Regions from separate parts of the Homo sapiens genome. Here region 1 is linked to region 2. Evidence: chromatin contacts called from ENCODE Hi-C data. All regions are on one chromosome and are shown on one strand. Each heading gives the region's core, a stretch centred on a gene start or an enhancer-like site at or near the end of the contact. The rest is flanking DNA. Distances are from core to core; before and after follow the strand shown. Region 1 holds the start of TMEM255A (transmembrane protein 255A). Region 2 holds the start of RNF113A (ring finger protein 113A).

Region 1 (5,352 bases), core at 627-3,126, 440 kb before region 2:
TGGAGCTTATAGAGACCCTGACACAAGCTAAGCAGGCTTAAGACACACACATCTACAATAGTAGGCATCTTGTCTCTATCTAGGACATATATCACAGATTTCTAAACCACATGTATAGTGTAGGGTTGCTAATAATACCTGACACAGCATTCAACGTGGCCCCTGGGGTGCCCAAGTTCTTTACAAAGGGCTTCCTTTTTAATCTTCAAGAAACATATTTTCTTCCTTCAGAAGATGGGAAAGGGCAAGGGCCTTCAGTCCCATTTCCTGGATAAGAAAAACAAAGCTTTACAGTAGATTAGCAAGGCAGATCTGGAAAGAGCCAAGTACTCTTCTTCATCCCATTGACTCTTAGAATAGTTTTATACTTGATTTGGTTTGGGTTTTTCGGGGAACATGGAGAAAGGATTGCAGCAACCATCAGAAGGAGGTGGTTGGAAGGAGACCTGGCAAGCAGAGCCTGGGAGCTCCTCAATGGGACAGTATGGGCACCTCCAAATAGGTATATTCTCTTAGCTATGTTAGGCTTCCAGGGCTGTTCCCAGAGGGAGGTGGAGTCCACTGTTACCCGCTTCCTCACCCTCCACCTCCCCTGGCCACCAGATAGATGTCTTGGGGGCACTCCAAGGAGGCCTCATCCTGATCTGCAGTTGTTTTGAGAACATTCAAACCACCTTTTGGTCCAACCACAAGGTGCTTCAAGCCCAATATCCTAATGGGGTCCAAAAGGATAGGTTCGAGAAGGATTTGGCTGTCTTCCAAGATCAATGACATTCCCACCTCATCCCCAGTTTCCCTTAGTAATCCACAGTGGATCTGTCAGCCATGACTTTACTTTCACTCTTTCCAAAGCTACTTGCATTTTCATCTTGCTGCATCTTTTGGAGCTAATGAATTCCTTAGGTTTTCCATTTGCTATAGAGAATAATAGTTCTTTTCAGTCGCCATAGCAAGAACACTCACCTTGGAGTCCAACAGATCTAGGTTCTAGCTCTCACTTCTGCCACTTACTAGCTGAGTGGGCACAGGATATTTTCTTCCCTTCTCTGAGATTCAGTTTCCTCCTCTGCATAATGGGGTTATTGATAACTCCTCTTCCTCCCTTGCATGGCTGCTATGATGATAAAATGAGATCCTTGTTATAAAAGCACTTGAACAGTACAAACTGGGGTTCTGGTGCAGAGTTATACTTTAGCTGAATTTTCTAGCTAAAGATTGGGGGCTGTTGGTTCTAGAATTCTCAGGTCTGGTGAATAAGGCTGTGCTCCTTCTCTCCGTCTCTGCATAATTTTATACACTCTGGTCACATCACTTCCCAGCCTTCATCGTTCTAGACTAAAGAGTCTGCGTTTGTTTAATCTATCTTCATATGTCAGCCACCACCCTCCCCCCGCCCCACACACACCATCCCTTTGATTATAGAGTGGCCCTTCTCTGGATCATCTCCAGCTCCATTATGTCATTCTGGAAGCACTAAGACCAGACCTGCTCAAGTGTGTGTGTGTGTGTGTGTGTGTGTGTGTGTGTTCCTCAGCTCTGAACCTCTGACTCTGACCCCCTCCCCAGTTATAAATCCTAGAACAGGATAATTACCCAAGACCCTGTCCAACTATAGAGAAGGTTGGTTGGCTTCATACTGAAGCCTCCCCCTCTTTCTCTGCGCAGCCCTGGCCCCAAGGGGCTAAAACTGCTCCCTGTCTGGCTTGGAAGGCTGGGAGGTGGATAACTAGGATGGGGAGACTGAGGGGGAGGGAGGAGGGGGGGGGTCTTGCGCAAGCGCACGCGGCTGCACGGACCGCCAATGCTGCTGCCTCCCAGAGCAGAGGGAGGCAGAAGAGGAGGGAGGGAGAAGAGTGGAAGGGAGGGGGAGGCGGCACTTGGGCTGCAGCTCGCAACCAGAGGCAGTGTCTCTCAGCTCTCGGAAGGACCGAGAGAGGCAACCGCGGAGTAGGATGCTCTGCGGGGCGCCCAGAGCCGGGGGCGCTTGAAGCAGCTTCGGGGACTGGGGCAACCGGGCAGTTTTCACCATGCATCAGTCCCTGACTCAGCAGCGGTCCAGCGACATGTCCCTGCCCGATTCCATGGGTAAGTCTAGCGGCCCTTCCTTCGGGCGGCGGCAGCAGGGGTTGAGTGCCCTGGCCTCTGGACTGTGAACGCCCCAGCTGCCCCAAAAGCCGGAGAGCGGGAAACGGGGCATGGATGGGGTGGTCTTCGCGCCCCAGCGTCTGGGTGGTGGACCAGAGTCCCAGGGGAGCGGCCTGGCTGCAGCGGGAGCGACGTGCGGAGATCGGAGCGCCAAGCTTGCGTCGGAGTATCTCTGCCCCGGAGTGCGGGTGTGTGCCTGTTTGTGTGCGTGTGTCTACAGACTTGCAGTCGGTGGTAAATCCCAGCAATCTGAGGATCAAAACACTTCCCTGCAACCTGCGCCTTCGCTTTCCATTCGACACTCCCTCTTTGCAAAGTCCTGGTCACTTCTAAGAGCTCACGACTAACGACAATTAGAAGCAGGGTCCTCGCCCCCTCCCAACTCTCTTGAAGCTGCCCTGAAATTTAGAGATGCAGTTGGGTGGGGGCCTGACTTGCACCTCGCTGATTGGGGGGGGGGGGCGGGTTGCGCAACTCTGGGGGATGGGCGGGGGTGAGAAGAAAGGGGGGGATGAGGGGAGGGGAATTCCTGAGGAATCACTCAAGACAGCCCAGCCCTGCCCTCTGCAGCGGCGGGATCAACATTCTTTGAATTTGATTGTTACTCTGCTCCAAATGCACGGAATGTGCATGAGTGTGAAAAGGGAGTCAGGGGCAGGAGTGAGAGCGCGAGAAAGAAACATCCAGCGCGAGCCCGCGCATCTTCTGAAGTCGCGCTTTTCCTCGCAGGGCGGAATGGAGGGGGAGGGGCACCCTTCGACTCCTTTCCTTATAGAAACTGGGGGACAGCTACCTTCGGGCACCAACTTGGCTGCCCCTCGAAGCTGCTTTTTGGTAGTTACAAAAAAAAACAAACCCAGTCCCCCTCAGCTGTTAGGCACCTTCCCAAGCCCTGTGATTTCACTGGGCGGAGAAATTAATTTGGAGCCCTGGAGAGCGGGAGGGGATTGTAAAATCATGATCCCACCTAATCTTTTAAAATTCGCCTCGGATACACTTCAATCAAATCGAATTCTCTCTTTCCAACATACTTTACATTCTGCAAAATCCCTCTGTCCCGCAGTTCCTGCCATCAGTCTGCTCAGGTCTTCTCCGATGAATTTGCGGGAACATCTCGAGTGGAGGGGGCAGGGAGAAGATCGAACCCCCTATATAATCTCCCTACTGCCCGCAGAAGACTCAGTGTCAACAAAACTCGTTCACCGGAGGGGCCCCAGAAAGTGTTATCTCCTGGATGGTGGAAAGATCCGTATCCTCAATGGTTTTGCATATTCAGTATAAGAATTTGCTTTTTCATTTTTAAGGGCGTAGTTATTTACAACGGGGTACAAATGAGGCCAAGGACTTGGTCCGAATCCCGAGCCCAGCAGTACCAGACTCCCCCTTACTCCCAGCTCGCGCGCGCGCACTCTTTCTCCAACACACACACCACGCGCACACACATACAGAGGGAGAGGGAGAGAGAGAGAGCGCGAGAGCGAGAGAGAGCGACAGCGAGAGCGAGAGAGAGAGAGACAGAGAGGTGGGAATGCACTGCTTACCTTGGCCAGCTGTGGCGCCAACAACGCAGCCCTGGCTCCCCGACGCCAAGCTGTTGCGCTTCGCGAGGGAGGGCAGAGTGGAAGAGTGCTGGGGTTCCGCAGCGTCCATTCCCGCTGCGGACGACAACCACCTAACCACCTGCAAATCAAGCCACAGCGCCCCGGGCCCGTCTGCCTTCGGGGAGTGGGCTGGTTGGTGGCCCAGGGCTTAAAGAGTCGCTACTTGGCGCACTGCTCTGTGGGTTGGGGAACAAGATGAAGAGCTTTCTTTCTTGGGCTCCCAGGGGCCCTCAGCGATCTTGTGTTTCTCGAAAGGTCTGCGCAACAAACAGCTGAGTGGGCTTCGCCCAGCCCAGTCTCCACACTGCGGGAAAGGAATCATAAATCCCAGATAGAAGCGGAGCCGGCGCCACGCATTCCACTTTTTGAAGTCCGCAGACCGACGGCACTGGCAAATTCCTGAGTCCAGTGCTAACGCTGGGTTTCCACAGTTTGGACAGGGGAGTCTCCCCGGAGTTCCCTGGCCCTGGTCCCGCACAGTCCGGGCCTGAATCAGCGTCTAGGCTACTTAGGAGCTACTCCCACTTAGCTCTGGCAACACCACCTTCCCTTGCGTGGGGGGAAGAGGACAGTGGGTAGGTAGGTTAGTGTTTCAGCCTCCAAGGGCAGCATTTCTGAGGGGACTCCCTTTATTGTCAAGACACAACCGCAACCAAAACAATAAAATTTAAAACACGCAGACACACTGCACCAAGGTGCCTGCACTCTACGCTTGCTGGCTGCCTGGGAATAGAGCAGTGCGTCCAAGGCTCAGAGTGGAGCAGGCGCTTTGCAATTAAGAAGATGGTAATTTGACTCCAGTGTCCCCCCATCCCCTCCCAGCAACCCCCTTCTCCCTTTTGGCAACACCGCCCCCAGGCGCAAAGGCACCTCTACTACAGTAGGGCATTCCTTCCTCCCAAATAACACATTTGTAATTCGCGGGCGGCCTCGGATGTTCTCCATTCAGAGAACTGTCTAAAGTGGGGAGGGATGGATTTCAGCGCCTTTAAGGAAATGTTTGGGAGATTGGCAGGGTCTTGAGGCCCTTGTGTGGGCAGCCACTTGTTTCTAGGGATACTCAAGGCTGGGATATCCGGGGACCCACCCTGTGTGGCAAAGCTGACTCAGGTAAGCAAATCCTAATCGGTTCAAAAGATCAACCCAGAGAACTAGCCAGGCATCAACAACACCGTGTACAGGACAGGATACTGGGTTCCCAACTTTTCTGTGCCCAATAAAGATTATACACCTTATCTACTCTCTTGGGAGAGGATAATCAAGAACGTGTGCAAGGTAAAACAAAGTAACAGAGACAGCATCCTACCTTCTAGCAACTCACATCTTGGTTCCCTCAGATACACAATCCTGGGACTGGCAGATATCATATGGGTTGTGGACCAGACCCACGGTTACAATTGTAATGGTACCAGTTACAATTAATATACTTATTGAGTAAGGTACCTGGGAATTTAGGGACATGAATAAGTGATTAATTTTGATCAAGAAAAACTTTTTGGAGGAGGGGAATTTTGAGCATGTTTCAAAGGAAGGGAGGCACCCAGGTTCAAAGACCGCAATGCAGATGGGGGCTCTGACCAGGGGGAATACCCGGATGAGAGAAAAG
Region 2 (5,523 bases), core at 879-3,378:
TTGAAAGTATTTTTATAATCTTAGATAGAAAAGGCCTTTGTACGGGAGACATAAAAACCTAGAATCCAGAACAACAAAACATGATACATTGAATATCAAAATTTAGAACTACCTGATGAAAAACATCATAAAGTAAAAAAGACAAACAGCAGACTGGGAAAAATGTCATATATAAAATAGACAAAAAAATTAAAGTCTAGAATATATAAAGAACCATAGCTCAAAAAGAAAAAGACAATGGAACAGGCAAAGGATATAGGCAACAATCCACAGAATAAGAAATATATGACAGAAGAAAAACTAAAAAAAAAAAAGAAATATAAAAGATTAAATATGTAAAAAGATGCCAACCTCACTAGTAGATAAGAAAATGCTAGTTATATATTAGCACTGTATGACCCTTGGCAAGGCATTACCAGAACCCACCTCAACCCTGGCAAAAGGCTGGCATCAGAGTGGCATCTTACCTTTGACACATAGTAACGATCAACTCCAGAGATGCGCCTATCTCTTTCCATCAGACTCCAGTGATACCCAAAATGAGCAACCCTTTTTTCCTTCAAATAAGAGACAATTATTGTTGCAGTTTATAAAAGTGAGTGACCCAATTGATAGATACTACAATTTTTAAAAGGGACATTCCAGAGAAATGGAATCATCGTTTAAATAAAAATGCAAATTAGTAGTACAAAGAACAGAATCTCCTAAATAAAATCAGACCACTAAACTTTAGGATTAAGTTGGTACCTGTGACTTTTTACACTATTTTAACCAACATGAATTTTTTTTCCTTTTTTTTTAAAAAAAAAAAAAAAGAAATATCTAGTTGTTGTCTTTTGGGACACTAAGAAACAACAGCTGTAGATCACACGTGAAGAACAATAACAAAATCAAAAAGTAAATAAATTTATATCCTGTACTCTTGAGATGATGTGAAGGACTAGGAAGAGGGGAAAATGAATCCTGATGTAAAAAAACAAGATCTCGCAGTAAATTCCTAAAGGCTTGCAAGAGAAAGTGGGGAATAAAAAAGTCAAGGGTGGCCGGTCGCGGCGGCTCACGCCTGTAATCCCAGCACTTTGGGAGATCAAGGCGGGTGGATCAACCGAGGTCAGAAGTTCGAGACCAGCCTCGCCAACATGATGAAACCCCGCCTCTACAAAAAAAAAAAAAAAGCCAGGCGTGGTCCCGGCTACTCGGGAGGCTGAAGCAGGAAAATTTCTTTCTTTATTTATTTTTTTTTGAGACGGAGTTTCGCTCTTGTTGCCCAGGCTGGAGTGCAGTGGCGCGATCTCGGCTCATCGCAACCTCCGCCTCCTGGGTTCAAGTGATTCTCCTGCCTCAGCCTCCCGAGTAGCTGGGATTACAGGCATGCGCCACCACGCCCAGCTAATTTTGTATTTTTAGGAGAGACGGGGTTTCTCCATGTTGGTCAGGCTGGTATCGAACTCCCGACCTCAGGTGATCCGCTCGCCTCGGTCTCCCAAAGTGCTGGGATTACAGGCGTGATCCACCGCGCCCAACCAGGAGAATCTCTTGAACCCAGAAGGCGGAGGTTGCAGTGAGCGATTCTCAGGCTTGAGCCACCTTTTCTAATCTACCTTCCCGGCCCCCGCGTCGCTACTCTGCCCTAAGGCCCACTCTGATACACCCAGAAACGCTGTTTTTCACTAGAGCAGGATGTAGTTTCTATCGGGCTTCGTTTCGCAAGCCTCGGCTTCTAGGCAACCGGAAGCAAGTAGAGGGCCGACCTCGGAGAGAGGGTTCGCAGGCTGACGGTCTCCCTGCCCACCACCCTTTTCGGAAATCAGCCCGTGGAGTCGGCCCCCGGGCCGAAGCCGGCTTACCTTGCCCCCGTTAGTGAACCTGTGGATGTACGCAGTAGCCAGTCCTGGAATCAACAAGCACACGCCCATGACGGAGAGTCCGGGGAGAATCTCGAACCACATCTCTGCCCCGTTACCTAGGCCAAAACCCTACTTCTGGGTCCTTGAAAGGTGACCTGGCTTCGCCTCTCTTCCCAGCAAGCCCCGCGGCCGCCCGCGAGCGGGGCGGTGCCACGTACGGCTCCGGAAGAAGCGACGGAATCTGCTAGGGCACAAGAGAGACGGGCGCTCGGGCTCTCGCAGTCCTCTTCCGTCAGTGTCTTTTGCTTCGACTCCCGGCGGAGCGCGCAACGTGGAGTGACGTGCAGGGGCCAAGTGCAACCCAGGCAGCCACGGCTGTTTCGGAGCTCAGGACTCTAAAATGGCAGAGCAGCTTTCTCCAGGAAAGGCGGTGGATCAGGTGTGCACCTTCCTTTTCAAAAAGCCTGGGCGGAAAGGGGCTGCTGGACGCAGAAAGCGCCCGGCCTGCGACCCAGAGCCCGGAGAAAGCGGCAGCAGTAGCGACGAAGGCTGCACTGTGGTTCGACCGGAAAAGAAGCGGGTGACCCACAATCCAATGATACAGAAGACCCGTGACAGTGGTAAACAGAAGGCGGCTTACGGCGACTTGAGCAGCGAAGAGGAAGAGGAAAATGAGCCCGAGAGTCTCGGCGTGGTTTATAAATCCACCCGTTCGGCGAAACCCGTGGGACCAGAGGATATGGGAGCGACAGCTGTCTATGAGCTGGACACAGAGAAAGAGCGCGATGCACAAGCCATCTTTGAGCGCAGCCAGAAGATCCAGGAGGAGCTGAGGGGCAAGGAGGATGACAAGATCTATCGGGGAATCAACAATTATCAGAAATACATGAAGCCCAAGGATACGTCTATGGGCAATGCCTCTTCCGGGATGGTGAGGAAGGGCCCCATCCGAGCGCCCGAGCATCTACGTGCCACCGTGCGCTGGGATTACCAGCCCGACATCTGTAAGGACTACAAAGAGACTGGCTTCTGCGGCTTCGGAGACAGCTGCAAATTCCTCCATGACCGTTCAGATTACAAGCATGGGTGGCAGATCGAACGTGAGCTTGATGAGGGTCGCTATGGTGTCTATGAGGATGAAAACTATGAAGTGGGAAGCGATGATGAGGAAATACCATTCAAGTGTTTCATCTGTCGCCAGAGCTTCCAAAACCCAGTTGTCACCAAGTGCAGGCATTATTTCTGCGAGAGCTGTGCACTGCAGCATTTCCGCACCACCCCGCGCTGCTATGTCTGTGACCAGCAGACCAATGGCGTCTTCAATCCAGCGAAAGAATTGATTGCTAAACTAGAGAAGCATCGAGCTACAGGAGAGGGTGGTGCTTCCGACTTGCCAGAAGACCCCGATGAGGATGCAATTCCCATTACTTAGGTTTCCCATAATTCTTAAATTTAAAAAATAAACGTTTTGTTCTTTTGGAAGTCTTACTTCGTGTCCTTCCTTTGTAGAGAAAGTGACAGAGCAGGCGGGTGGTGAAGTAGGGTCCTGGATTAAAAGCTTCAAGGTAGGTATAATCAGGATTTTTAGCCCTAGGATAACCATTTTGCCTGTGTTTCTTTTCAGAACACTTTGGCATAAATTATAGGGGTGGGAGTAGTTTGAGAAAAGAGCTATAATTTGCTCGAAGTAACCAAAGCCATGATGAAAGCAAGACCTCTGAGCCTGTTTATTATATCACATTTCTGTATCACTTAATAGTTTACAAAGTACTTTCATGCATTCTTTCTCTTGGGAGCCTGTACTACAAAATATACCCGAGCCAAGGTGTTGGGGAGAGGGGTTGTGTTTGGGGAACTGGTAGCTAGCACCACAGGCTTCACATATGGGAAATGTTCCTTGCTGTCTTGGTTATTTATTTATTTATTTGTTTTTGAGACGGAGTCTCGCTCTCTTGCCCAGGCTAGAGTGCAGTGGCGCGATCTCAGCTCACTGCAACCTCCGCCTCCCCGGTTCAAGCGATTCCCCTGCCTCAGCCTCCCGCGTAGCTGAGACTACAGGCGCATGCCACCACACCCGGCTATTTTTTTTTTTTTTTTTTGTATTTTTAGTAGAGACGGGGTTTCACCATACTAGCCAGGATGGTCTCGATCGCCTGGCCTCGTGATCCACCTGCCTTGGCCTCCCAAAGTGCTGGGATTACAGGTGTGAGCCACCGAGCCCGGCTCCCTTGCTGTCTTGGAAGCAGCTATAGTTAACCCCCACGTCCATGGGTGATAAAAGTATCTGTGCTCAGCTATCCAGTGTGACAGACACTAGCCCCAGGTGGCTATTGAGCACTTGAAATGTGTCTGACCACTGTATTGGACATTACTATTGTAGACAGAACTCGTGAACCTGCAGAGGTCAAAAACAATATTTTATCATCCATTACCTGAAACTATCTGTGTTCTCACAGTCTCTGTAATAGTGCTGATCACACCTTATTAAAATTAGTCAATGTACCTGTCTCTCCAACTGGTTTATGAACTCAGTGACTAGCCTAGTGCTTGGCATATAATAAGCACTTAATAAATAAGCCTAGAGAGGTTTAAAAAGGGAGATTGGGGCCAAAGCCTTGAATCCAAGCTGAGGAGCGTTGACTGTATTCTGTAGGCAGCGGGGGAGATAGCAGAGGTTTGGGAAGAGAACACAATCAGACTTGGGTTTTTTTGTTTGTTTGTTTGTTTTAGTGTTACTGTGGTTGCGGCTATAGGATGGCTCACAAGGGAGATGGAACACGAGGCCGGGAGGCCAGTTAGGCCAAATGATTAGTAAATTTTTATTGATATGGCTAGAATTTGGGCTAATCCCACGAAACAGATGCAAGAATAAATTCTGGGTTAGTGGTTTTTATTCACATTCATTAATCCATTTAAAGATATTCTTTTTTTTTTTTTTTGAGACAGAGTCTTGCTCTGTTGTCTAGGCTGGAGTGCAGTGGCGCGATCTTGGCTCATTGCAACCTCCGCCTCCCAGGTTCAAGCAATTCTCCTGCCTCAGCCTCCCGAGTAGCTGGGACTACAGACGTGCACCACCACACCCAGCTAATTTCTGTATTTTTAGTAGAGACAGGGTTTCACCATATTGGTCAGGCTGGTCTTGAACTTCTGACCTCGTGATCCGCCCGCCTCGGCCTCCCAAAGTGCTGGGATTACATGCATGAGCCACTGCGCCTGGCCTAAAGATATTCTTTGAGTAGCTACTCTAAATCAGGCACTGTGCTTGGCATGGGGGATATTAGCAGTGAACAAGATGGACACAGCCCCTGCCCTCATGGAGCTGGACATTAAATAATGACTGTTTGTTTGTTTTTGAGACAGAGTCTCGCTGTGCCACCCAGGCTGGAATGCAGTGGCATAATCTCAGCTCACTGTAACCTCCACCTCCCAGGTTCAAGCAATTCTCCTGCCTCAGCCTCCTGAGCTGGTCTCGAACTCCTGACCTCATGTGATCCACCCGCCTGGGCTTCCTAAAGTGCTGAGATTACAGGCCACCGTGCCCTGCCTGTTTCGTTTCTTTTAATTTCAAATAGGATCTCCTATGTTGCCCAAGCCCATCTCAAACTCCTGGCTTCAAGCAATCCTCCCGCCTCAGCTTCCCAACATGCAGGGATTACAGGCGTAAGCCACCATACCT

The links. Hi-C counts contacts between places; a loop is a spot of excess contacts on that map. Pooled maps may share reads with other maps.
Region 1: a loop to region 2 is called in a pooled map, with 4 times the contacts of the local background. The contact joins the promoter of TMEM255A here to the promoter of RNF113A in region 2. A Hi-C loop is called at or near these places in 2 of 37 single-sample maps with no recorded cell type and 4 of 50 pooled maps.

The regions. Positions count from the first base shown.
Region 1 is chrX:120,307,985-120,313,336 of GRCh38, reverse strand. TMEM255A (transmembrane protein 255A) reads left to right here and starts at 1,876. Exons shown (of 9, transcript NM_001104544.3): 1 at 1,876-2,085. The coding sequence starts at 2,028. RefSeq lists an enhancer at 3,860-3,909.
Region 2 is chrX:119,868,338-119,873,860 of GRCh38, reverse strand. It overlaps RNF113A (ring finger protein 113A), which reads left to right and starts at 2,128. Exons shown (of 1, transcript NM_006978.3): 1 at 2,128-3,386. The coding sequence starts at 2,248. The coding sequence ends at 3,279. NDUFA1 (NADH:ubiquinone oxidoreductase subunit A1) reads right to left here and starts at 2,029. Exons shown (of 3, transcript NM_004541.4): 1 at 1,848-2,029; 2 at 468-557. The coding sequence starts at 1,949. RefSeq lists an enhancer at 1,706-2,415.